Regions from separate parts of the Homo sapiens genome. Here region 1 is linked to region 2. Evidence: read pairs that join two places in POLR2A ChIA-PET (ENCODE). Cell type or tissue: OCI-LY7. All regions are shown on one strand. Each heading gives the region's core, and the rest is flanking DNA. Links, peaks and the distances in the headings are about the cores only.

Region 1 (17,189 bases), core at 6,678-11,677, 84 kb after region 2:
ATGAGCTACCCACCCAGCCTTCATTCTTGTTTATAGTAATTAGCTCATGGTACATTTGATTTCCTTATACGTTATGAGTCAGGACTTACCGTACTGGCACGTGGATGAACCATTACACTAAGTGGAAAAAGCCAGCCCCTGCAAAACACATATGATTCCATTTATACGAAATGTCTAGAATAGGCAAATCTACCGACACAGAAAATAGATTCGTGGTTGTCAGGGGCTGGGGGGCACGAAGTGACTGGTAATGAGTGCAGGCTCTTTAGGGCTCATAGACAATGTTCTGGAATCAGCGGCACAACTAATTGCGGTAAGTCTGTGAATATACTAAAAATCATTGAATTGTACACTTTTAAAAGGTGAATTGTTTAGGATGTGAATTACGTCTCTATAAAGTTATTTAAAAAGAGAGAGAGTGTGGGGCTTGGGTCCCTCCAGGGCTGTCCTTATGCCTTTTGATAGAAGAAATTTATGTCCCTAAACAGAGCTGAAAATACACTCAGTCCAGACATGCTATCTCTAGCAGCTGTGTGACCTTGGGCAAATCACTCCACATCGCTGAGCCTCAGTTTCCTCAACTGTAAATTAAGTGTCCCTGGTAGGCCCTCAGAAGCCCTCAGTGTCCTGGCAGGAGCTAATAATTTGGGACTTGTAGGAGAGAAGGAGGGGTCCCCTGGCAGGCCATTCTGCCCCTCTGTGGGTGGGCAGTCTGTTCTTCCAGGGCTAGGTGAGACCTGAGCCAGGCAGGGCAGGGCAGGCCAGGGCCCGGCTGAGGGTCTGTGTGTCTCTCTCAAAAGGTGGAGTTCTCTCCAAAGACCCTCCAGCAGAAGCCACCTAAAGGCTGGTTCCGCCTCCTGCCCTTTCCCAGAGCCGAGGAGGATTCTGGGTAAATGTGGGTGCAGAGGGAGGGGGCCAGGCTGGAGCCATGCCGGGCAGCATCCACAGCTTGCGGGCAGAGCCCATGCCAGCCCACACATTATCACTATGCCACTTCATGCATTCATCCATTTAACAACTGTCTATGGAATGTCTCTCAAGGTGTTTACATAAATCCACATAAGTTCACTTTACACCCGTTCACCTGTTCATGTGCAAACATGTTGGTTCACACTTGATGTATATTTAGAACTTTGGGTCCTTCCACACCTCTCCATACTGTTCATTCTTGAACACACTTGTTTATACCATCTCCACTTGCCTGTCCTGTTTATACCCATCAATATCATTTCACACCTGTTTATACTGGCCGCACCTATACACACCTGTCCATGCTTGTTCACACTGTCAACAATCATCTACACTTGTCCACACATCCTGTACATATTTGTGTACACTGGCCACATCTATCCACTCTGGCCACACCTGCCTGTTTATGTTGTTTGTATACATTCCTATTTATGCCTGTTCACAGCTGCCTACCCCTGTTCATACCTGTCCACACTTGTCTATACCTGCCTACACCTGTCTTGTTTTGCAAACACCTGCCCTCCTCCCATGTGTTCCCATTGGCCTCTCTTGGCTCTCCACACCTGCCCATGCGCACTTGTGCTCTTCCATAAGGGCATCTTTCATTTTCTTTTCCTTCTTTCTTTTTTTTTTTAGACAGAGTATCGCTCTGTCACGCAGGCTGGAGTGCAGCGGCACAATCTTAACCTCTGCCTGCCAGGTTCAAGCAATTCTCCTGCCTCAGCCTCCTGAGTAGCTGGGACTACAGGCGTGTGTCATCACGCCCGGCTAATTTTTGTATTTTTAGTAGAGATGGGGCTTCACCATGTTGGTCAGGCTGGTCACAAACTGCTGACCTCAAGTGATCTGCCCACCTTGGCCTCCCAAAATGCTGGGATTACAGGCGTGAGCCATCGTGTTCGGCCAGATCTTTCATTTTCTTATGATCTGATCCTGGACAGGGGGAACCTGGGTGCCCTGCGAGTGAAGGTACGCCTGATTGAGGACCGCGTCCTGCCCTCCCAGTGCTACCAGCCTCTCATGGAGCTGCTCATGGAGTCTGTGCAGGGGCCAGCAGAGGTGGGTGCGTCAGGCAAGCAATGCTATCAGGCGGGTGCCGGGGGTCTGGATCCTGGCCTCCCCCTGCCTCACGGAGCCCTATCTAGGCCCATCTGCTTTGGGGTCCCAGGGGCCGAGGTCATCTTTGTCTCCCGCCCCCACCCAGGAGGACACTGCTAGCCCCTTGGCTTTGCTGGAAGAGCTGACCTTGGGGGACTGCCGCCAGGACCTTGCCACCAAGCTGGTGAAACTCTTTCTTGGCCGGGGACTGGCTGGGCGCTTTCTGGACTATCTCACCCGGCGTGAGGTGGCTCGGACCAGTGAGTTGCCCGCACAACCCCCGACATCACCGCCCTCAATGGTGGGCTTGCAGGAGGGTCCTGGGGGAGGAATGGGGAGGCCTCAGGCAGAGGGAAAAAGGGCTCCTTTTTCTGTGGGTCCCTGTGCTGTGCACCTCCAGACAGTTGGGAGCCCAATTGCAGGTTCAGGCCCTGGCTTTGCTACTTGTGGGCTGTGTGACCTCAGGCAATTCACTTAACCACTCCGGGCCTCTGTACTGTGAATGGGGTTGATGTTTTGGGTCTTCCTGATTCTTGGGGCTGGAAGAATCATGACTCCCACCTTGGGTGAGTGGGGTGAGCTGGGTTCAGCTCCCTAAATCCCAGCAAACACTTCCTCCTGTCCTCCCAGTGGACCCCAACACCCTCTTCCGTTCTAACTCCCTGGCATCCAAGTCGATGGAACAGTTTATGAAGGTGAGTAGGTGAAGGCCTGCGGGACCAGGCGCAGCTTCCTCGGGTACCTCCTTCCCAGTGCCTACCTGGCTCCCTCACTTAGCTGGCTTCAGACAGCACTGAGCAGCCGAGCTGCAGTGCTGGCGGCTGGTGCCCGGCCTTGCCCTGAGTTGCACCTGGATGTGTCCCCTACCCCAGCCCTGGCCTCTCTCTGAACCTCTTCCTGCATGGTCCCCCCTGCGCCCAGCTCATGGGCATGCCCCGGCCTCGCCCTCAGCCCCACCCCGTGTGGTGCCCCCTGCCCCCAGCTCGTGGGCATGCCCTACCTGCACGAGGTCCTGAAGCCTGTGATTAGCCGTGTCTTTGAGGAGAAGAAGTACATGGAGCTGGATCCCTGCAAGATGGACCTGGGCCGCACCCGGTGAGCAAAGCCTGAGGACCCTGACCTTCCGACGGGCCCCTTTGGCTACCCGGAGCCTTGTCTGGGGGCTGGGTTCATGCTGACTGCCACCCACCCTGGGGCTACAGCTGCTCAGGAGCTCGGTGGCTGAGCTGAAAGCCTCACACACAAGCCCTTAAACCATCAGGCTGTGTAGTATAGGGGTTATGGTCAGGACTCTGATGCTAAGCGCCCTGGGTTCAAATCTTAGCTTTGCCACTACTGGTGGACAAAGTTGCCAAAACTTCTGTTCCTCAGTGGTTAAGTTGCTTCTTTTCTTTTCCTTTTTTTCTTTTTTTTTTTTTTTTGAGACAAGGTTTTACTCTGTCACCCAGGCTGGGGTGCAGTGGTGTGACCACAGCTCACTGCAGCGTCAACTTCCCGGGCTCAGGTAATTTTTCCACCTCAGCCTCCTGAGTAGCTGGGACTATAGGCGCACACCACCATGCCCAGCTAAGTTTTTACATTTTTAGCAGAGACAGGGTTTTGCCACATTGCCCAGGCTGGTCTCGAACTCCTGGGCTCAAGCAATCCTCCTGCCTTGGTCTCCCGAAGTGCTGGGATTACAGGCGTGAACAACCGTGCCTGGCATAATCAGATTTTTTAAAATTAAAAAACCTAAAATATTGATCCAATGTTCTTCTACTTAATGCACACACTACTTCTAAAATGTCCCTTATCCAGCTGGTGAGAATATTATCACCTGAAACGTGGGGCTCATGACCTCTGCTCCGTTAACTGAGTCATGCATGTGCTCCACAAGCATTAGTGATCTTTATTACTGTGCTGCTGGGGCTCCTCGACATTAGTGATATTTACTGCTGTGCTGCTGGGGGTCCCCAACATTAGCGATTTTTATTATTGTGGTGTTGGCGGTCTCTGAGTGGGCCTGCCTGCAAGGGAGATCGTGGAGAGCTCAATGAGATTGGGAGGAAGCAGAGCAGTGGCTGGGGGTCATTCCACCCCTCCGTGGGCTCCTCCTTTCTCTCCAGAACCTTCTCCTGTCTAACCCACAAGCCTGGAGCTGTGGAAAATTGTTGCTGGGGTATCCACTGGGGACCGTGGCAGAGACAGGAGAGGATCTTTCCTTGTGCTGTCCACACCTTCTGACTACTTTAGAGGCAGGCATCATGACCCCCTCTTACTGATGATGCAACTGAGCCTCAGAGAGGGAAGGTCACTTGCCTAAGGTCATACAGCCAGGAAATTACAGAGCAAGGATTTGATCCCAGGCCCTGAGCAGAAGGACACAGTCCATCTGTGAGACTCCAAGTTGAGGGCTTTTCCTAGCACACTTGATAACGATGGAGGAAACTCAGTGGGCACCCATGGGGACAGGGGCATGTAGGGACCTGGACAGGGCAGGGTTGCAGGCAGGCTGTGGAGTTGGCAGTCCTGGGTTCTATTCTCAGCTGTGCCATCTCCCCAGTAACCTCTCTGAGCCTCAGTTTTCTTATCTGTTAAACGGGAACAAGTAAGGCTACTTACCCCATCAAGTTGCTGTTAGGATTAAAAGAGACCATGCCAGAGACAAGTCCAGGGCTCAGCACGTTGGGTCCAGGACACAGTGGGGCTGAGAACCCCCAGCTGTCACTCTAGGTGTGGGCAAGACAGACCCTCAATCTGTAAAGAAAGAAAGGAACACAATAATTGCAGATGGAAAAGTGCTGTTCTAGCATCCACAAAACAAAACAATGATTGAGTGCCAGGCTCTGGGCTGAACACTGACGATACAGTAGGGAACAAATAGTCCCAAGTCCCTATTCTGGGGGGAGACAGATAATGAGCAACTGGAGGAAGAAGGTTTATTTATTTATTTATTTATTTTTTGAGATGGAGTCTCGCTGTGTCACCCAGGCTGCAGTGCAGTGGTGCGATCTCGACTCACTGCAACCTCCACTTCCCATATTGAAGCGATTCTCCTGCCTCAGCATCCCAAGTAGCTGAGATTATAGGCGTGCACCACCACGCTGGGCTAATTTTTGTATTTTTTGGTGGAGATGGAGTTTCACCATGTTGGCCAGGCTGGTCTTGAACTCCTGGTCTCAAGTGACCTGCCCCCTCGGCCTCCCAGAGTGCTGGGATTACAGGCATGAGCCACCGGGCCTGGTTGGGAAAAGGTTATTGAATGGGACCAGGGAATGGAATAAACGAGGGAGGGGAGAGGCCTGCAATATTCCAGAGGGTGAGGACAGGGGCAGCCTCGCAGGGGAGGGGACATCTAAGCAAAGACTTGCAGGGGGTGAGGAAGGGAGTGTTGCGGAGATTTAACATTTAACGGGAGAGTGTTCTGGGCACGGAGATAAGCCAGTGCAAAGGCTGCAGGATGGGAATGAGCTCATCGTGTTTAAGCAACAGCAAGAAACCCGGTGGGAAGGGGCAGGAAGGAGGCTGCGGACGTGGAGGGAAGATGAGTCCTCTCGGAGCTCAGCGGGGCCGGTGGAGGGTTTGGAGCAGGCAGATGTTGTGCCCCGAGGCTGAGCTGCTCCGCCGGCCCCTCCAGGAGGATCTCCTTCAAAGGCGCACTCTCGGAGGAGCAGATGCGGGAGACCAGCCTGGGGCTGCTGACGGGCTACCTGGGGCCCATCGTGGACGCCATCGTGGGCTCCGTGGGGCGCTGCCCGCCCGCCATGCGCCTCGCCTTCAAGCAGCTGCACCGGCGAGTGGAGGAGCGCTTCCCCCAGGCCGAGCACCAGGTGCGCCAGGATGGGAGGCTGAGGCTGGGGACAGGCCGGAGCTTGTCCGGGGTCACTCGGAGGAGTCAGGACAGAACTGTGACCAGAACCTAGGCTGCCGGCACTAGAGCATTCTGTCCTGGCAGAAGTGGGGACAGCGTTCCTGGCAGGGTCCGGGTCCCAAGAATGATAGTAATAATAAAAATAGGCCGGGCGCAGTGGCTCACGCCTGTAATCCCAGCACTTTGGGAGGCCGAGGAGGGTGGATCACTTTCAAGTGAAGTGAGGAGTTCGAGACCAGCCTGGCCAACATGATGAAACCCTGTCTCTACTAAAAATACAAAAATTAACTGGGCATGGTGGCTCACACCTGTAATCCCAGCTACTCCGGAGGCTGAGTCAGGAGAATCGCTTGAAGCCAGGAGACAGAGGTTGCAGTGAGCCGAGATTGCGCCACTGCACTCCAGACTGGGTGACAGAGATAGACTCTGTCTCAAAATAAACAAATAAATACCAATAATAAATATAATAATGGCAGCTAACACTCTATGTAGCCTGACCATGGTCCATATCTTGTTTTAGGTGATTTATGTATTTATTACCCTATCTAACCATCACACGCAGCCTGTGAGGTGGATACCAGGATTATTCCCATTTTACGGAGGAGGAAACTGAGGCCCAGAGAGCTTAAGTCACACAGGTAGAAAGGAGTGATATTGGGACTGGCACTCACCCAGGCAGGCTGGCTCCTGAGTCTGTGCTCATAACCAGCAAATAATAGAGTCTGGCACAAAGTAAGTGCTTCTTGAAATTCCAGATGTAAAATAGAGAGAGAGAGAGGAAGTAAGAGAGAAGAACGCAGATCTGGCATACAGTAAGTGCTCAGAAACACCCAGAATAAAGTCTAAAAATGAATCCCTGCAGGTGTAGTGCTATACCAACATGGATAGAAAAGTTGAAAACTCAGATGCTGTGAGTTTCAGGCAGACGAGGCGCAAGAACAAAGCAAGCAGCGCGTGGGGTGGTAGGGAGACATGAAGACTGTGGCCAACTGAAGCCCCCAGATCTTGTCTAAAGGGGGCAGCTCCAGGGGATCACTGCCATATAGGAATGGAAGCCCAGTACTGCCAGATCTTTAGAGATTCTGGATTTTATGTGAGGTTATTTATTTATTTACTTATTACTAACTTTTGAGACGGGGTCTTGCTCTGTTGCTCAGGCTGGAGTGCAGTGGCACAATCATAGCTCACTGCAGCCTCTATCCCAGGCTTGAGTGATCTTCCCACCTCAGCCTCCCGAGTTGCTGGGACTAGAGGGGTGCACCACCACACCCAGCTAATTATTTATTTTTCTAGAGACAGGGTCTCACTGTGTTGCCCAGAGGGTCTCGAACTCCTAGCCTCAAGCAGTCCCCTTGCCTCAGCCTCCCAAAGTGCTGGGACTACAGGCGTGAACCACCGCGCCCGGCCTGATCTCTTATTTTTAAAATGTCAGCATGAATTCACCTGAAAACCAAACACACAAAAACACTTTGGGTCATGCATTACAAAACATTTGTGGTTGGACTGGCCAGTTTGGGACCCCCTGGTTGAATGCTCAGCACACCTCCCGAGGTGGCTGTCATTGTCCTCACTTGCAGATAACATCAGGTGAGATGAACTCTTACGTAGTGCTGATGTATCAGACCAGGATTCACTTTGCAGAAAGACCTAAGACCTGTTACATTTTGGCAATGTCGTAACCCACTTCCTACAGCCTCATTTGAGAGCTTTTGATTTATGCCACATCTCTCTCCACTTCCTGTTTACAGATGGGGAAACTGAGGCCCAGAGAGGCAAAACACTTGGCCAAGGGTTTTCTAGACTCCCAGCTGGGGTCTCTCCCCTCCTCCCCCTCCTCCCCAGCTGAGGAGTAAGCTCTGGGCCTTGAGACTGGGATGTAGCTTGGCTTACACCTCACCTTGCTGGGCTCTCACCTGGGCTGCCAGCAGAGGTGTTAAGTGGGGCACAGCTGTGGCAGGGAACAGGGAAGAAAGGGAGGAGGCCAGCTCCCCAGACAGCCTAGACCTCGTATGGTGAGCCAATATCAGTGACACCCAAGTGTCCTCTAGTTCTCAGCCCCCAAGGTGGCCCTGGAGCAGGGACTTCCTCCGGCCCGGGGAACCCAGGGAAGCCCCTTTCTCTGCTGCACTGACACCGGTTCTTTGCCTTCAAAAAGGAGGAAACAAATGAGCTGATGTGAAGACTGAAATTACCCTGGACTACAGATGGCAGTGGGGTAGTGGTGGGACAGTTCAGGGCTCCAGATGGAGGGGGACAGTTCAGGGCTCCAGATGGAGGGGAAGATGCTCCCTCTGGGCAGTTCTAGGTACCCAGCTCCTACAGGGGTCACTGCCAAGGCCAAGATGCCCCAGGAAGGTGGCACACGCCCCGGGGAGGGCATTGTTTCATGTGTGACTACAACCTCTGAATAAACACAGGCGCAGACTCTCAGGCTAAATATAGCCTGGCAAGTGTGAGAGGTGGGTGGGGAGCTGGTTTGGGGGGAGCAAGATGCACCCAGGATGGAGGGGCACCCTTCCCTGAGTCACCTCTGCTGGTGCTGGGGAACCAGCGTTACCTTTAGATGGGCCAGGCCCCGGATTCACATGGAGGGGAACCATACTCTACAGTTTGTAGAGGGCAGAGGTTGGAGGTGGGGAGGTGCACACAGGATGGACTCTGGAGCCCATCAGACTGGGTTCACTACTGAGCCTCAGTTTCCTCATCTGAAAAAATGGGATAATAGCACTTACCTACCCACATGGAGTTGTTTGAGGACTAAATGTGATAGTTCAGGCTTGGTTTCTAATACTTAGTGAGGGCTCCTTGGTAGCTGGTGTTGAATGGCAGGAGAGTGTGGTGAAGAACAGAGAGTTCAAATCCTTGGCTGGGCGAGGTGGCTTATGCCTGTAATCCTAGGACTTTGGGAGGCTGAGGCGGCTGGATCACTTGAGATTAGGAGTTCAAGACCAGCCTGGCCAACATGGTAAAACCCCATCTCTACTAAAAAAAAAAAAAAAAACACACACAAAAAAACCTAAAAACAAAAAAAGCAAAACAAAAACTGGCCAGGTGTGGTGGCATATGCCTGTAATCCCAGCTACTTGGGAGGCTGAGGCACTAGAATCACTTGAAACTGGGAGGTGGAGGTTGCAGTAAGCAGAGATCGTGCCACTGCACTCCAGCCTGAACAACAGAGCAAGACTCTGCCTCAAAAAAAAAAAAAAAGAAAGAAAAAAAAAAGAAAAATAATCAAATCCTGCCTAAGTCCAACTCCTGGCTCTGCCGCTTATGGCTGTGCAGACTTAGGCAAGGGACTTTCCCTTGCTGGGCCTCAGTTGCCTCCTCTGTAAAATGGAGATGTGATCCTTCCTGGGTTGAGTATTAAATAAGCGAATGTATAGAGAGGTATCCATCCTGCTGCTGTTATTATCATAAATCACAGGTCTGGGTTTGAATCCTGACTTTGCCACTCATTAGCTGTGTGACCCTGGGCAAATCGCTTGATGTCTCTGAGCTTCTGCTTCCTCATCTGTAAAATGGGACTCATGATGGTGCCTCCCTCTTAGGGCTGTGCTCTTGGCATAGTGCTTGGCACAAAGCCAACTCTGAGGACATTTGGCCAAATCTGCTTTTGTAGGATTGGTTTTGTTATTCCATTTTCCAGGTGAGAAAACTGAGGCCCAGAGAGGAAAAACTTCCTCGGCCAGCCGGTGTGGCTTCCTGGTCAATTCCCCATCCTACTTCTCTTTGCACCACGAATTTCTAGTCCTTGCTGCCTCAGTTTACGCAGCTGAGAAGTGGGTTTGGGGGGCTCCTCTTACCTTCTGCTCCTCCCAGCAGGATGTGAAGTACCTGGCCATCAGTGGATTTCTCTTCTTGCGATTCTTCGCACCTGCCATCCTTACCCCAAAGCTGTTTGACCTTCGGGACCAACACGCGGACCCCCAGACTAGCCGCTCACTGCTGTTGCTTGCCAAGGTGCCAGCCATGGGTTTCCCCCATCCTAGGTACTTTAGCCAGGGAAAAAAGCATGGTAGGAGCAGAGCTGGGAGGCCAGACCCACAGAAGACCCAAAGAACATCCGAAGAAACCCAAGTCTGAAACACCACCGTTAGCATTCCATCCCAAGGGTGAAGGCAGTCATCATGCACTCCAATTTCCCCTTTGGGAATGAAAACCCAACCCTTCCAGAAGGAAAGTGGAAAACAGGCTAGCAGGCATTCACACCTTAGTATGAATTAGATCATCATTTGCAAAGGGCAACAACTTGAGATTCTGCATGAGAGTACCATGGTAGGACTGAGCAGTTCTTGGGGAGGATCTGGGCTCGGGAGGGAACAGAATAAGGTTAGTGGGGAGTGCAGATTCCAAAAAGAGGAAGGGGAAACAGACATCACCCAAGGAAGGTGTTGAGTCTTCTTATTGATTTATTTTTTTCCTTGAGACAAGTCTCGCTCTGTCACCCAGGCTGGAGTGCAGTGGCACGATCTTGGCTTACTGCAACCTCTGCCTCCTCGGTTCAAGTGATCTTCCCACCTCAGCTTCTGGAGTAGCTGGATTTACAGGCGTGAGCCACCACGACCAGCTAATTTTTGCATTTTTAGTAGAGATGAGGTATCACCATGTTGGCCAGGCTCGTCACAAGCTCCTGACCTCAAGTGATCCGCTTACTTCGGCCTCCCAAAGTGCTGGGATTACAGGCATGAGCCACTGTGCCCGGCAATATGAGTCTTCTTTTATTGAGCACTGATTTGGGAGCCAGGAGGGGCCCTACCCTCTGCTGTGACCTTGGCCCCGGCATCCCTCGCTTCTTTGCTCCAGGCTGTGCAGAGCATTGGAAACCTGGGCCAGCAGCTGGGCCAAGGCAAGGAACTGTGGATGGCCCCCCTGCACCCCTTCCTGCTGCAGTGTGTCTCACGTGTGAGAGACTTCCTGGACCGGCTGGTGGATGTGGATGGGGATGAAGGTGAGTTCCTGTGGTCCGGCCACATCTGGCTTCTCAGCCCAGTTGAGACACCACTCAGGGACTTCCCCTTTCCCCCTCCAGCTCCTCAGCACTAAGAATGTGAATCTGTGGGTCAGTCAACTAACATTTCCTGATACTTACTGTGCTAGGCCCCAGAGATGAACAGAGCTCAGGTGCTGTCCTCCAGGCCCATCCCCAGCCAGTGTGGGGATATGGCTGTGGGCAGGATCGTGGCATGGTGTGCATGCCATTGACAAACATCTATTAAGCGCTTACTAAATAACAGGCACAGTTCTAGGTGCTGGGGATGCAGCAGTGAACAAGACAGAGAAAATCTGATCTCACAGAGCTTTTATTTTGTTGGGGACCACAGGCCATTAGCAAGATAAATAAGCAAGTTATGTGGTATGTTAGAGAGCTGTAAGTGCTAAGAAGGAAAAAAAAAAGGAGGAAAGAACAGAGATCTGAAAGGGAAAAGTTAGAGAGCCTTGAGGATCCTGGGGAAGAGTGTGCCAGGCAGGGCACAGCATGTGCAAGGGCCCTGAGGTAGGACACAGAGCAGCACTGAGGACACCCGTGAAGAAGAGTGAACTGGGGGCAGTGGGGAGGCAAAGAGGCAAGGCCAGAGAGGTGAGGGGGCCAGATCCTGTGGGGCCTCATAGGCCTTGGGAAGAATTTTAGCTTTGACTTGGAGTGAAACAGAATCACAGGATGATTTGTAGCAGGAAAGTTGTGGTTGAGTCCATACCATAATGTGGGGCTCAGGTCATAACCTAGTTGGATCCCAGTCCCATTGAAGCAACCTGTCAGAACGTAGAACCTGGCTGTGGCATGGTGGGGTCCCTATGGTGCTGGGGTGGGGTGGCGGGGCTGTGTCCTGGCTCCCTGAGCATGATTAAATGCTGGACATTGCCTGGATGGGACCCCATAGGGTGTGGCTGCCCCTGCTGGCTGCCTGCATACTGTCTGCAGATTTCTCTGGTTGGAGAGAGGTCTTCAAGGGCTACTCTGCCCTCCCCCTCCTCCCAGCCTCCATGATTGCATCCCCTATTGAGGGAGTGGTCTGAAGTCATCGCGCTCATCCTCCTGCCTCTAGGGGAGCAGAGAACCATGCCCGTCCACTGAGGTCCTCCCTGGGCATGCTAGTGGAGCAAGGTGAGCCTGGTTAGGGAGGGCTCACTGTCCACCGCTCTCTTCTCCCATCTCCTAGAAGCTGGTGTCCCAGCCAGGGCCCTGTTCCCGCCCTCGGCCATTGTTCGAGAAGGCTATCTGCTGAAGCGCAAGGAGGAGCCTGCCGGCCTGGCCACGCGCTTTGCCTTCAAGAAGCGCTACGTCTGGCTCAGCGGGGAGACCCTCTCCTTCTCCAAGAGTCCTGAGTGGCAGGTGGGGTTCCAGTCCACTATGGAGGGCTTTCCAGGGGTGGCCTTTTTCAGTGTGCTGCCTCTTTGTACCCAGGGGGAAACTGAGGCCCACAGTGGGGCAAGGCCCCAAGATGCCATAGCAACTTAACAACGACAAACTCTCAGGACAGGCTCTGCTCACAAGTTCAGGCCAATGTGGGCACAGGACATGGACAGGCACCATCATGCATCCTTCAGAATGTGCACATGCGGTGGCGGGGATACGCCTCCCAGATGTGGATGCACACAGGACAGGGATGATGCTGAGCCTCTCTCCAATGCTCCCACCAGGATCTAGACACATGCTAGACAGACTCATAAAATTGAATGTGTTCACTAGGAACGTGTGCAGATGTTCAGGCACATCCATCCAAGCATTCATTCACTCGTTCATTCATTCAGCAAACATTTATTGAGTGCCTATTATGTGCCAGTGTCCTAGGCACTGGAGATACAGAAGTGAACAAGACAGGTGAAAATCCTGCCCTTGTGGGGCTGGCGTTCATGACTAGAATGCCCCGAGACACGTGCTGGAATCTCCCGAATGGGGAGCTGTGTGCACACCAGTAGATGATGACGGCTAACGCTGAGAAGGGAGCCCACGCTTCCTGTTTCTATTTTATCAGAAGAATGGAGATTCTAGGGGTCAGTTCTCTGGGTTCCAATTTTGGGTCCACCCAATGAGTGACCTTGGAAGCGTCATCTATCCTCTTGCACCTCAGTTTTCTCATCTGCAGGTTGGAGAGAATAACAGAACCAACCCCAGAAGTTTGTTGTGATAATTAAATAAGTTGATCAATGTAAAGTGCTTGGAATCGCGTCCCAAGTACCATAGAAGTGGTAGTTATTATTAACAAGGAAATGGATGCCCAGAGAAGTTGTCACTTAGAGAGGTGGCTGGGCACGGTGGCTCATGCCTGTAATCCCAGCACTTTGGGAGGCCGGGGTGGGCAGATCACTTGAGGCCAGGAGTTCGAGACCAGCCTGGCCAACATAGTGAAACCCCGTCTCTACTAAAAATACAAAAATTAGCCGGGAGCGGTGGTGCACGCCTGTAATCCCAGCTACTTGGGAGGCTGAGGCAGGAGAATCGCTTGAACCTGGGAGGCGGAGGTAGCAGTGAGGCCAGCTCGTGCAACTGCACTCCAGCCTGGGCGGCAGAGCGAGACTCTGTTAAAAAAATAAATAAATAAAAATTAAAAAAATAAAAGGGGATAGGGCAGGACTCATGGAACAGCTCACATGGATGGATGGACGAGCACACAGAGCACAGACTTACAGGGTTGAATGTCCCGCCGCTGGGAACTGACTCCACCTGCTGCACACAACCAGACGGAAGGTGTCCCCACCCCGGCCCTAGCCCCCAGCCCATCCTGCAGCGACAATCCTCTTCCCCAGATGTGTCACTCCATCCCCGTGTCTCACATCCGCGCCGTGGAGCGCGTAGACGAGGGCGCCTTCCAACTGCCCCACGTGATGCAGGTGGTGACGCAGGACGGCACGGGGGCGCTGCACACCACCTACCTCCAGTGCAAGGTGAGACCCCACCGCGATGGGGAGCGGGGGGCGTCCCTCTGTTCCCACCCGCCCCCTGATCGCCTCCCACCCGCTGCAGAATGTGAATGAGCTCAACCAGTGGCTCTCGGCCTTGCGCAAGGCCAGCGCCCCCAACCCGAACAAGCTGGCCGCCTGCCACCCCGGTGCCTTCCGCAGCGCGCGCTGGACCTGCTGCCTCCAGGCTGAGCGCTCAGGTGAGGGGGCAGGGCGGACTGCAGGCTCCGCCCTCCCCACCCGTCAATCAGCGGGTGTCCCACTTCCGCCTGGGCTGGCTGTGCAACCTTGGGCAAGTTACTCAACCTCTCTATGCCTCAGTCTCCTCAACTGTGAAATGAGGTTGATAACAGTGCCTATCTCGTGGAGTTGTGATAATTAAATGACTTGATTTACACAAAGAGCATAGGACGCTGCTTGGCGTATGCGACGTGTTATTTCTAAAGTACTCACTAGGTGCCAGCATCCAGTGGTACTCAAACATCATGAGCTTGTTCTCAAGAAAGATGAGTGCATAACCCAATAATTTTTTTTTTTTTTGAGACAGAGTCTCACTCTATTGCCCAGGCTGGAGTGCAGTGGCACAACCTCGGCTCACTGCAACCTCTGCCTCCCGGGTTCAAGCGATTCTCCTGCCTCAGCCTCCTGACTAGCTGGGTTTATAGGTGCGTACCACTGCACCCAGCTAATTTTTGTATTTTTAGTAGGGACGGGGTTTCCCCATGTTGGTCAGGCTGGTCTCGAACTCCTGACCTCAGGTGATAAGCCCTCCTCGGCCTCCCAAAGTGTTGGGATTACAGGCCTGAGCCACCGTGCCCGGCCTTTTGTTAATACAATGTTATACATTGTTATTAACAATGTATATACAATGTATAACAATGTATTACAATGTATAACATTGTAAATAATAACATTGTTATTATATAAAATAATATATAATATATATAAAATATATATAAAATAATATATAAAATAATGACATTGTTATTAACAATGTATATACAATATATAATGATGTATTACAATGTATAACAATGTAATACAATGTTATAAGTGCCAAGATGAGACGTTTGAGATTCCAGTGGATGCCTCTGACCCAGCCTCAGGATGGGGACTCAAGGAGGGCTTCCTGGAGGAGGTGCTGCTTAAATGTGACCTGAGTAGAGCAGAAGTTAAGCAGCGGCATTGGAGACAGAACTGGGAGATGGGGGTAAGGAAGTGTTGCAGGTGTCATGAGCAAAGGCCTAGAGGTTGGGACAAGGTAGGCTGACGGATGGAAAAGGGTCTGTGTGACTGGAGCCTAGAATGAGGGAGGAGTACCGGGAGAGGCGAGGCTACTGCTAGAGTCTGGGGAGCAGAAGTGGGGCTGGATGAGAGTGGAGGATGTAAGATTCAACGGAAGTAGTGGGTTTTTTTATTTTTGTTTTTGAGACAGAGTCTCTGTTGCCCAGGCTGGAGTGCAGTGGTGCAATCATGGCTCCCTGCAGCCTCAAACTCCTGGGCTCAAGCAGTCCTCTCACCTCAGCCTCCCAAGTAGCTGGGACCACAGACGTGCCACCATGTGAGGCTAATATTTTTGTGTGTGTGTGAGATGGAGTCTCACCCTTTTGCCCAGGCTAGAATGCACTGGTGCAATCTTAGCTCACTGCAATCTGTGCCTCCCAGGTTCAAGAGATTCTCCTGCCTCAGCCTCCCAAGTAGCTGAGATTACAGGCATGAGCCACCACGCCTGGCTAATTTTTGTATTTTTAGTAGAGATGGGATTTCACCACATTGGCCAGGCTGGTCTGAAACTCCTGACCTCAGGTGATCCACCCACCTTGGCCTCCCAAAGTTCTGGGATTACAGGCGTGAGCCACCGCTCCAGACCCAAGGGTAATTTTTAAATTATTTGTAGAGACAAGGTCTCACTATGTTGCCCAGGCTGGTCTTGAACTCTTGGGCTCGAGTGATCCTCCCATCTCAGCCTCCAAAAGTGCTGAGATTACAGGCATGAGCCACCGTGTGTGGCCTAGAAGTAGTAGGTTTGAGGAGGGATTTTACAGGAAGAAGGAGCACGGCTTGGCGAATGCCTGGCTGTGGAGGCTTCTGGAAGGGGAGAGGGAGTTACTGATGAATGAAGCTGTGTTCCCTCAGCCGCCGGCTGCAGCCGTACACACTCAGCTGTCACCCTGGGGGACTGGAGTGACCCACTGGATCCTGATGCTGAGGCCCAGACAGTGTATCGGCAGCTGCTCCTGGGGCGGGACCAGCTCAGGTGGGTGCCCCCACCCATCCCACTTCACCTCCTATGACCAGCCAGGCCAGCCCCCCACCGTGGCCTTGCTGTGTCCATTTATTCATTCTTCCCATGTGTGTTGGTGGATATTCCCCGGGGGCCTGGCCCAGGGTGGGGACTGGGTGTCTACACAGTCAGGGCTTGGGAAGCATCCTCAGTGGGAGGGGTCCCTTATGCAGAACTGGGTCTTGGGATCTTTTAATACCTGGAGCTCCAGAGACCCTGGCACAATTCACATAAAATCCTGGCCCCCTGCGCTTGCTAAATGACCTTGGATAGATCTCTTCCCCTTCCTGGCATGAGGATCACTATCACTGTTATTTGGTGACAGAGATTTGTCCCAACTCATTATAGAGTGGGTTCTGAAGCTGACCTGTCTGGGTTCAAATCGTGACCTGGCCACTTACTAGCTGTGTGATCTCTTTTTAAAAAAATTTATTTATTTATTTACTTAGACAGAGTCTGGCTCTGTTGCCCAGGCTGGAGTGCAGTGGCATGATCTTGGCTCACTGCAACCTCTGCCTCCTGGGTTCAAGCGATTCTCTTGCTTCAGCCTCCCACATAGCCAGGATTACAGGCACTTGCCACCACGCCTGACTAGTTTTTGTATTTTTAGTAGAGACGGGGTTTCACCATGTTGGCCAGGCTAGTCTCCAGTTCCTGACTTCAAGTGATCCACCTGTCTCGCCTTGCCCTCTCAAAGTGCAGGGATTACAGGCATGAGCCACTGCACCCAACCAGTGCATCTGGAAAAGGGGGATAATAATGGTGGCGACCTCGTGGGTTGTCCTGAGGATCAAATGAGCTAATACAGGTAGAGCACTTTGTAGGTGCCTGGCCAGATAGTTAGCTTTCAATAAGTGATAATGATGCTGCTGCTGATGCTGTGTGACCTTAAGCAAGTTACCTAACCTCTCTGTGTCTCAGTGATCATCTGTATAATGGAGCTAATAGTAAATACCTACCTCATATGAGTTTGTCATGATAATTAAATGAGTTAATACATGTAAAAGGTTTAGAATAGTATCTGGCACTCTAGAAATGTTTGCTGTGTAGATGATGATGATGATGATGGTAGATGGTGATGGTGATGGT
Region 2 (8,037 bases), core at 1-5,000:
GTCACAGCAGCCCTCAGCCTCACATTCCAGGGAGCTGAACAATTATTTAAAACAACTTTTTTTTTTTAAAGTAAAAAATTTTTAGGCCAGGAGTGGTTACTCACACCTCTAATCGCAGCACTTTGGGAGGCTGAGGCAGGCAGATCACTTGAGCTCAGGAGTTTGAGACCAGCTTGGGAAACATGGCAAAACCCCATGTTTTATTTTTTGTCTCTACAAAAAATTAAAAAATTAGCCAGGCATGGTGGCACACGGCAGTAGTCCCAGCTACTTGGGAGGCTGAGGTAGGAGGATCACTGGAGTCTGGGAGGGTCGAGATTGCAGCGAGCTGAGATTGTGCCACTGCACTCCAGCCTGAGTGACACAGGAAGACCCTGTCTCAAAAAAAAAAAAAAAAAAAAAAAAGGGTAGGTAGAGACAGGGTCTCACTATGTTGCCCAGGCTGGTCTTGAACTCCTGGCCTCAAGCGATCCTCCTGCCTGGGCCCCCCAAAGTGCTGGGATTACGGGCATGAGCCATCACCCCCGGCCTGAACAATTATCTTTAAATTATTTGTCAGCATTTAAAAAACTGAGGGCTACCATGTAGAAATCCAACACTCTCCCTTTTCTGGAAAAAAATCTAATCATCCAGATATCCCAGGTCTGCATATCTCCTAGGGCTCAGCAGCAGCAGCCCCCATTAGATGGTAAAGTAAGTCGCCCCCATCCTCACCACCCCCAACTGCCTTACATACACCACAGCCTGGTGTCCGTTGCCCTTTAGTGTCACCTTGGGCTACTGCCAGATTTTACTGTAGTTGGGAGGAGGAAAGAGGTTTGTTTTTTTTTTTTTTAGACAGAGTCTTGCTCTGTTGCTCAGGCTGCAGTGCACTGGTTGGATCTCAGCTTACTACTGCCTCTGCCTCCCAGTTTCAAGCGATTCTCCTGCCTCAGCCTCCCGAGTAGCTGGGATTACAGGCATGCGCCATCATGCCTGGCTAATTTTTGTATTTTTAGTAGAAACAGCGTTTTGCCATGTTTACCAGGCTAGTCTCAAGCTCCTAACCTCAAGTGATCCACCCACCTTGGCCTCCCAAAGTGCTGGGATTACAGGCATGAGTCACCATGCCCAGCCAGGAAAGAGAGGTTATTTCTGGCCTATGTCTGTGGAAACAAAGGGGAAGATGGGAAGGCAAAAGAGAGATGGATGTTTCAGGAAAAACTGAGGTGGGCGTGAGTAACTAATTGTTAGTGAAAGTTCCAGGAAGCTTAAACATTCTATATGTTTAAAATGCACATTGCAGCTGGGCGAGGTGGCTCACACCTGTAATCTCAGCACTTTGGGAGGCTGAAGCGGGAGGATCACTTCAGGCCAGGAGTTTGAGACCAGCCTGTACAACATAGTGAGACTCATGTCTCTTTTTTTTCCCTTTTTTTCTTGTTTCTTACTGGAAGGAATGAAATCCCTCTCTATAAATTTTTTTTTTTTTTTTTGAGACAGAGTCTCGCTCTGTTGCCCAGGCTGGAGTGCAGTGGCACGATCTCGGCTCACTGCAAGCTCCGCCTCCTGGGTTCACGCCATTCTCCTGCCTCAGCCTCCCATGTAGCTGGGACTACAGGCGCCTGCCACCGCGCCCGGCTAATTTTTTGTATTTTTAGTAGAGACAGGGTTTCACTGTGTTAGCCAGGATGGTCTCGATCTCCTGACCTCGTGATCCGCCCGCCTCGGCCTCCTAAAGTGCTGGGATTACAGGCATGAACCACCGCGCCCAGTCCAAAAAAATTTTTAAAAGAAGTTAGCCAGGCATGGTGGTGCATGCATGTAGTCCCCGCCACTCAGGAGGCTGAGGGGGAGGATGGCTTGAGCCGGGAGGTCAAGTCAGCAGTGAGCTATGATCGCACCACTGCACTCCAGGGTGGGCAAGGAAACGAGGCCCCGTGTCTTAAAAAACAAAACAAAACAAAAAAAAGAAACACCAAAAACAAACAAACATACAAACAAACAAACAAAAAACAAAGCATGTTTGCATGAGAGCACAGCTGGCCTGCCTGACCCCACAGGTGTTTCTGTGTGTCACTGGTCCTGGGCACTGCAGGTCTCCCTCCCCAGCAGTGTCCACTCTTCCCTGCCCCAAGGCAGACGTACCAACCAGATGATGTGGCTTCCAACTGGACTCCCTAAAATCCTGGTGCCTCCTGGAGGTGCCTTACAGGAAGACGGGGGCAAGGAGAGGCCCAGAGCCCAGCCCACACTGCCCAATCTGGGTGCAATTCCATCTGCGCAAAGGCTTTGTTGCTTTTCCTAAGTCCTGGGCTGCATCCTAAGTGCTCTGCAGACACACATGTCACTGTCTGGCTTTCTTGGACCCTCCACTTGGCAAAGTCCTAGCCATTGTGTTTTATTTCCCACCTTAACACACACACACACACACACACACACACACAAACAAACTTAAAAACAAAACTAAAAAAATACTATTGTCTGTACTCTGAGCTAAGGAAGAGCCGGCCAACCACAAGTTAGTGGCATTAGCCAGAAGCCGACGGGAGGAAGAGTCCAGCGCTTCCCGAAGCCCCAGATTCCCAAACTTCAGTTACCCACTCACCGCTGTCATGTTGCCTGCCACATCCTTGTACTATCTGTTGTATTTAACTTTGTTATTTAAATCAACTCAGGCCTAACAATGGCCTTTACCCTGAGGGGGAAAAAAAGTGACATTCATGGCTTTGATGAGCTGATCTATTTAGTACATGAAAATAAATTCAGAAGCATATTAAGATGAAACAGTGTTCACTCACAAATCTCCCAGTTGCCGTTGTGTTCCCCAGGCTTCACAGACAGCCTGGAAAAACTCCTCTAGGGCTTGCAGACTTAGCTGGAAACTAATCCTGAGCAGGAAGCTTGGCTTGAAGGGATAAGAGGGGACCCTCCAGGTTGGCAATCACGCCGTTTATTCGCACTTGGCAGCAAGACAATGGATGATGTGGGAGGTGCCAGGCCCCTGGGTTGGCACTAATTTGGAGTATGGTTGAGACAGGGCTGGAGAGAGGCATCTTAGAGGTGGCCCCCAAATCCGCAATCGGGAGAAAAAGGCAAGAATCGACTAGAGATTGTCAGGATAAAGGGAGGCACTGCCCACCCCTGCTATGTCTGTCTGCCCCCACAGGGGCTTCTTTAATACCTGGGGTTCCCTGGGTGATGAATGTCCTCCTACCCTGGCAAGGGGCCATACCTGTCGCCGTGGCCCCATAGGCAACCCTGATGAAAGAGTATCATTTCCAAGGGGGCTTTGGTTTCTGGGTGGCCCCACCTCGTCGTGGGGTAGATGGCACTGAAATGCTAACTGAGCGAGCCCTGGAAGTCACCAGGGGGCTCCGGAAGGTCACCCCTGACGTGGAAGGCCTGAGATCCTGAGGCCCATTTGTGTGGGGGGCACTGGTGGCTGGATGACCAGTGCTGGGGACATTCAGGTGGGTGAGGGAATGGGAAAGTCCCCGCTTCAGGGGGCGTGAAGAGTGTAACCCACCCATAGATAACTTCTGGGAGTCTGCCGCTGGCCCCGGCTCTGTCTTGGAGGGACCAGCTGGGTGAATGGCTCGCAGTGGTGCCTCCCTGGGGCGGGGCGAGTGGCTACCCCTGGGGGTAGGTGGTGGCGTCCACAAGAGAGCACGGAGCTTTGCGGCATCCCCCTTCGCCATCCGCGGGGCCCCGAAGCTGGCGCCTTCAGATCGGGAGCCAAACAGCGACTCATCACAGTAAGACGGGGTGTGGCTGATGGGTCTGGCAAATGGAAGATAAACGCCATGAGCTGGGGGATGAACAACCCCTCAAAACTTTAACAGCTCTCCCACCCACCCTGGGATGGCAGCAGCAGAGGAGGGTTGCCTGCAGATCCCAGGAGTCCTTGTCTCCCAGTCTGAAACCTACAGCGAGGCCACAGCCTCTTAAGCACCACTGCCCCCGGTCTCTGCTGATTTTCCCTGCGAAACATCCACTGCCCCTGCATCCTGACCCCATTCCCAGACATGTGCCCCAGGCCTGGACAATTTGCATATTCCATCCTCCTGGCCACATGGATTGGTTCACGAATGGCCAGATGACCCAAGCCTGTCCAATCAGAATCTGCCTTAGGACCTTGCAGAAACCACTAGGAAAGAGATGTCTTTCTGCCACCTGACTTTACTTCTTGCTAAGCTGATAGGATGTCAGCCCAAAGCAGCTTGTGGCTATCTCCTTCCTACTGAAGATTGAAGGGCATGCAGGGAAAAGCAGCACTAAGGTGGAGACAGACAGTTCCAGCCACAGTTTGAGCCCCTGTTACAGGAGCCCCACATGCCTTCTCCTGGGGAAGCCAGTTTGAATAAGTTTTCTGTCACTTGCAATTGAGAGTCACAATTAGTATAACCTTAGTCTTTATAGCCTCCACTTTTTCTTTTCTTTGTGAGACACGATCTCACTCTGTTGTTCAAGTGGAGTGTAGTGGCACAGTCACAGATCACAGCAGCCTCAAATTCCTGGGCCCAAGCAATCCTCTCACCTCAGCCTCCCTAATAGCTGGGACTACAGGCACAGTGCCACCAAGCCCAGCTAATTTTTTTGTTTTTGATTTTTAGTAGAGATCAGATTTATGTTGCTCAGGCTGGTCTTGAGTTCCTGAACTCAAGCAGCCCCCTGCCTTAACCTCTCAAAGTGTTAGGATTGCAGGAGTAAGCCACCGTGCCCATTTTCTTTTCTTTCTTTCTTTTTCTTTTTTTTTCTGAGACAGAGTCTCGCTCTGTCACCCAGGCTGGAGTGCAGTGGTGCAATCTCAGCTCACTGCAACCTCCGCCTCCTGGGTTCAAGCGATTCTCCTGCCTCAGCCTCCTGAGTAGGCGGGATTACAGGCATGTGCTACCATGCCCAGCTAATTTTTGTATTTTTAGTAGAGACGGGGGGGGTTTCACCATGTTGGCCAGGCTGGTCTTCAATTCCTGACCTCATGATCTACCCACCTCGGCCTCCCAAAGTGCTGGGATTACAGGCAAGAGTCACTGCGCCCGGCCTTTTTTTTTTTTTTTTTTAAGAGACAGGGTCTCACTCTGTCACCCAGGCTGGAGTGCAGTGACGCTCGCTGCAGCTGCGAACTCCTGAGCTCAAGTAATCCTCCCACTTCAGCCTCCAGAGTAGCTGGGACTACAGGTATGCACCACTATGCCCTGCTAATATTTTTATTTTTTGTAGAGACAGGGATCTCACTATGTTGCCCAGGCTGGTCTCAAACTCTGGAGCTCAAGCGATCCTCCCACCTCAGCCTCCCAAAGTGCTGGGACTACAGGCCTGAGTCAGCCTGTCTGGCCTTTTTTTTTTTTTTTTTTTTTATTCAACAGATATTCACGGCATACCTGCAAGATTCCACGCCCATAGTTTTTTTGGCCAGGACTGAAAGTGCTTCTATCCCCAAACTGCAAGTCTTTGAAAGGGCAAGCTTTTGCCACTTGGTTTAGCTGCTCAAACCACATTGGCTAATGCCTGTATATGTCTGGTGCCAAGGTTTTTGCTCAATAACTTCTCTACCTCTTATGCAACCCCTCACTTGACACCCTCTACCTGTTGGCATCCAGAAGAAAATTCCACCCTCCAGGTGAGCAAGGAGTTGTCACCTCCCTTTTCATGGACACCATACTTCCTAATGCAGCCTATCTTTACCTCAGTGTTTTCAGCCATGTTGTAGGTATCAGTGTTGCTAATCTCCACCTGACCCTGCCTTGTCTACAGAACTGGCAATAACTGATTCTTGTTTTTATAATAGGTATCATTCCCATTCTCATTTCATTTCTCTCATCTGAAATATGTCCCTGTGGTTCAGAATGAACCCTAACTTTAGCTGGCCAGTTCTTATGGACTGAATTGTGCCCACCCAAATTCATATGTTGAAGCCCTAACCCCAAATGTCTCTACACTTGGCCTTAATTATTTAGATTAATTAAAGGTAATTAAGGCTGGCCAGACATGGTGGCTCACATCTGTAATTCCAGCACTTTGGAAAGCAGAGGCGGGAGAACGACTTGAGCTCAGGAGTTTGAGACCAGCCTGGCCAACACAGTGAAACCCCGTCTCTACTAAAAATACAAAAATTAGCCAGGCATGGTGGCGTGCACCTGTAATGCCAGCTACTCGGGAGGCTGAGGCAGGAGAATTCCTTGAACCCGGAGGTGGAGGCTGCAGTGATCCGAGATGGTGCCACTGCACTCCAGCCTGGGCGACAGAGCCAGACTCCATCTCAAAAAAAAAAAAAAAAAAAAAAAAAAAAAAAAAAAAAAAAAGGTAACTAAGGCTAAATAACATTATAAGGGTAGGGGATCCTAATCCAATAGAACTGGTGTCCTTATGAGAGGAAGAGACATCAGGGGTGTGTGTGTATACAGAAAAGGCCCTTGCATGTAATTGAAGGATTAAAAAAAAATGAGAAAAGGCCCTATGATGACACTGTGAGAACGTGGCCAACTGCAAGCCAAGGAGAGAGGCCTCAGGAGAAACCAAACCTGCCAACACCTTGATCTTGGGCTTCCAGCCTCCAGACTGTGACAAAATAAATTTGTGTTGTGGCCAGGCGCGGTGGCTCATGCCTGTAATCCCAGCACTTCGGGAGGCCAAGGCAGGTGGATCACCTGGTCGGGAGTTCAAGATCAGCCTGACCAACATGGAGAAACCCCGTCTCTACTAAAAATACAAAATTAGCCAGGCATGGTGGCGTAATCCCAGCTACCAGGGAGGGTGAGGCAGGAGAATCGCTTGAACCTGGGAGGCAGAGGTTCAGGTTAGCTGAGATGGCTCCACTGCACTCCAGCCTGGGCAACAAGAGCAAAACTCCGTCTCAAAAAAAAAAAAAAAAAATTAAGTCAGGCATGGTGGCATGTGCCTGTAGTCCCAGCTACTCAGGAGACTGAGGCAGGAGAGTCGCTTGAACCCGGGAGGTGGAGGTTGTGGTGAGCCAAGATCGTGCCACTGCACTCCAGCCTGGGCAACAGAGCGAGACTCCATCTCAAAAAAAAAAAAAATTGTGTTGTTTAAGCCACCCAGTCTGTGGTATTTTGTCATGGTGGCCCTAGCCAACTACTGTGCTAATCTTCTGTGTCTTTGTCCAAACCACTGATAACAATAAACAGGACAGAGCCCTGTGGCTCACCACTAGACACCTCCCTCCAGGCTGATATTAATCTGAAACAGTCCAAATAATCTAATTCTAATCTAATTAATTAACAACAATAACAATTTGCATTAGTTCCTATTTTTCTAACTTGTTCATAAAAATGCAGCAAGAACCATTTTCAATTTTTTTTTTTTTTTTTTTTTGGAGACAGGGTCTCACTCTGTCACTCAGGCTGGAGTGCAGAGGCGTGATCTCAGCTCATTGCAATCTCTGCCTCCTAGGCTCAAGTGATCCTCCCACCTCAGCCTCCCGGGAGCTGGGAGTACAGGCGCACACCACCACACTTGGCTAATTTTTGCATTTTTTATAGAGACACAGTTTCACCACGCTGCCCAGGCTGGTCTCAAACTCCTGAGCTCAAGTGATCCCACCTCAACCTCCAAACGTTCTGGGATTACAGGCATGAGCTACCCCATGTGGCCAAAACCCATTTTCAAAATGACTTCAGAAACACCACATCTATGTCATTTCAAGGATCGAACACATTAATATTAATAAGCTTATGCAAATTTCTCTGTGATCTTATGCCTCAGCTGACTCCTCTGGGCCTCAGATGCCCAGTTTGTGACATTTGGGGATAGGGAGTTCACCATCACAACCATCAACACTACCATTTATTGACAGCTTTCTAAGTATTAGGTTACTGTGCGAAGCACTGCAGACCCCTCTCTCATTTAATCCATCAACAATCCCCCTAGGTAGGAATAATTGGTCCTATTTTCCACATGAGTAAACTGGCTCAGAGAGGTCAAGATGCTTGCCCAAGGTCACAGAGCAGGTGAACACCAGAGCTGTAACTGGAATCCAGGTGGCTGCACTGAGTACAGGATTTGCATCTCCCTACCCCATTACCTGTATTTGTTCTT

Evidence for each region. ChIA-PET counts read pairs that join two places held together with the same protein. Peaks named below come from ENCODE experiments on the same cell type or tissue, not always from the same donor. Only the 100,000 strongest peaks of a DNase experiment are listed, where the experiment ranks them.
Region 1: POLR2A ChIA-PET joins it to region 2 with 6 read pairs; 5 of 35 experiments call an interaction of 5 or more read pairs at or near these places.

The regions. Positions count from the first base shown.
Region 1 is chr12:113,100,773-113,117,961 of GRCh38, reverse strand. It overlaps RASAL1 (RAS protein activator like 1), which reads left to right. Exons shown (of 21, transcript NM_001301202.2): 8 at 801-889; 9 at 1,911-2,028; 10 at 2,174-2,327; 11 at 2,698-2,762; 12 at 3,050-3,162; 13 at 5,684-5,876; 14 at 9,740-9,877; 15 at 10,721-10,865; 16 at 12,076-12,248; 17 at 13,664-13,801; 18 at 13,881-14,016; 19 at 15,953-16,073. Among named protein-coding and RNA genes, the nearest start is that of RASAL1, 26 kb to the left of the region's middle. In OCI-LY7, for the core only: no CTCF peak of the experiment used is centred there; no DNase peak of the experiment used is centred there; H3K27ac peaks cover 2,341 bases.
Region 2 is chr12:113,187,035-113,195,071 of GRCh38, reverse strand. It overlaps RITA1 (RBPJ interacting and tubulin associated 1), which reads right to left. Exons shown (of 4, transcript NM_032848.3): 3 at 8,024-8,037; 4 at 2,704-3,762. The coding sequence ends at 3,255. Among named protein-coding and RNA genes, the nearest start is that of RITA1, 5.3 kb to the right of the region's middle. RefSeq lists a silencer at 674-968 and enhancers at 2,927-3,580, 7,710-8,037. In OCI-LY7, for the core only: no CTCF peak of the experiment used is centred there; a DNase peak (open chromatin) is centred at 4,104; H3K27ac peaks cover 2,018 bases.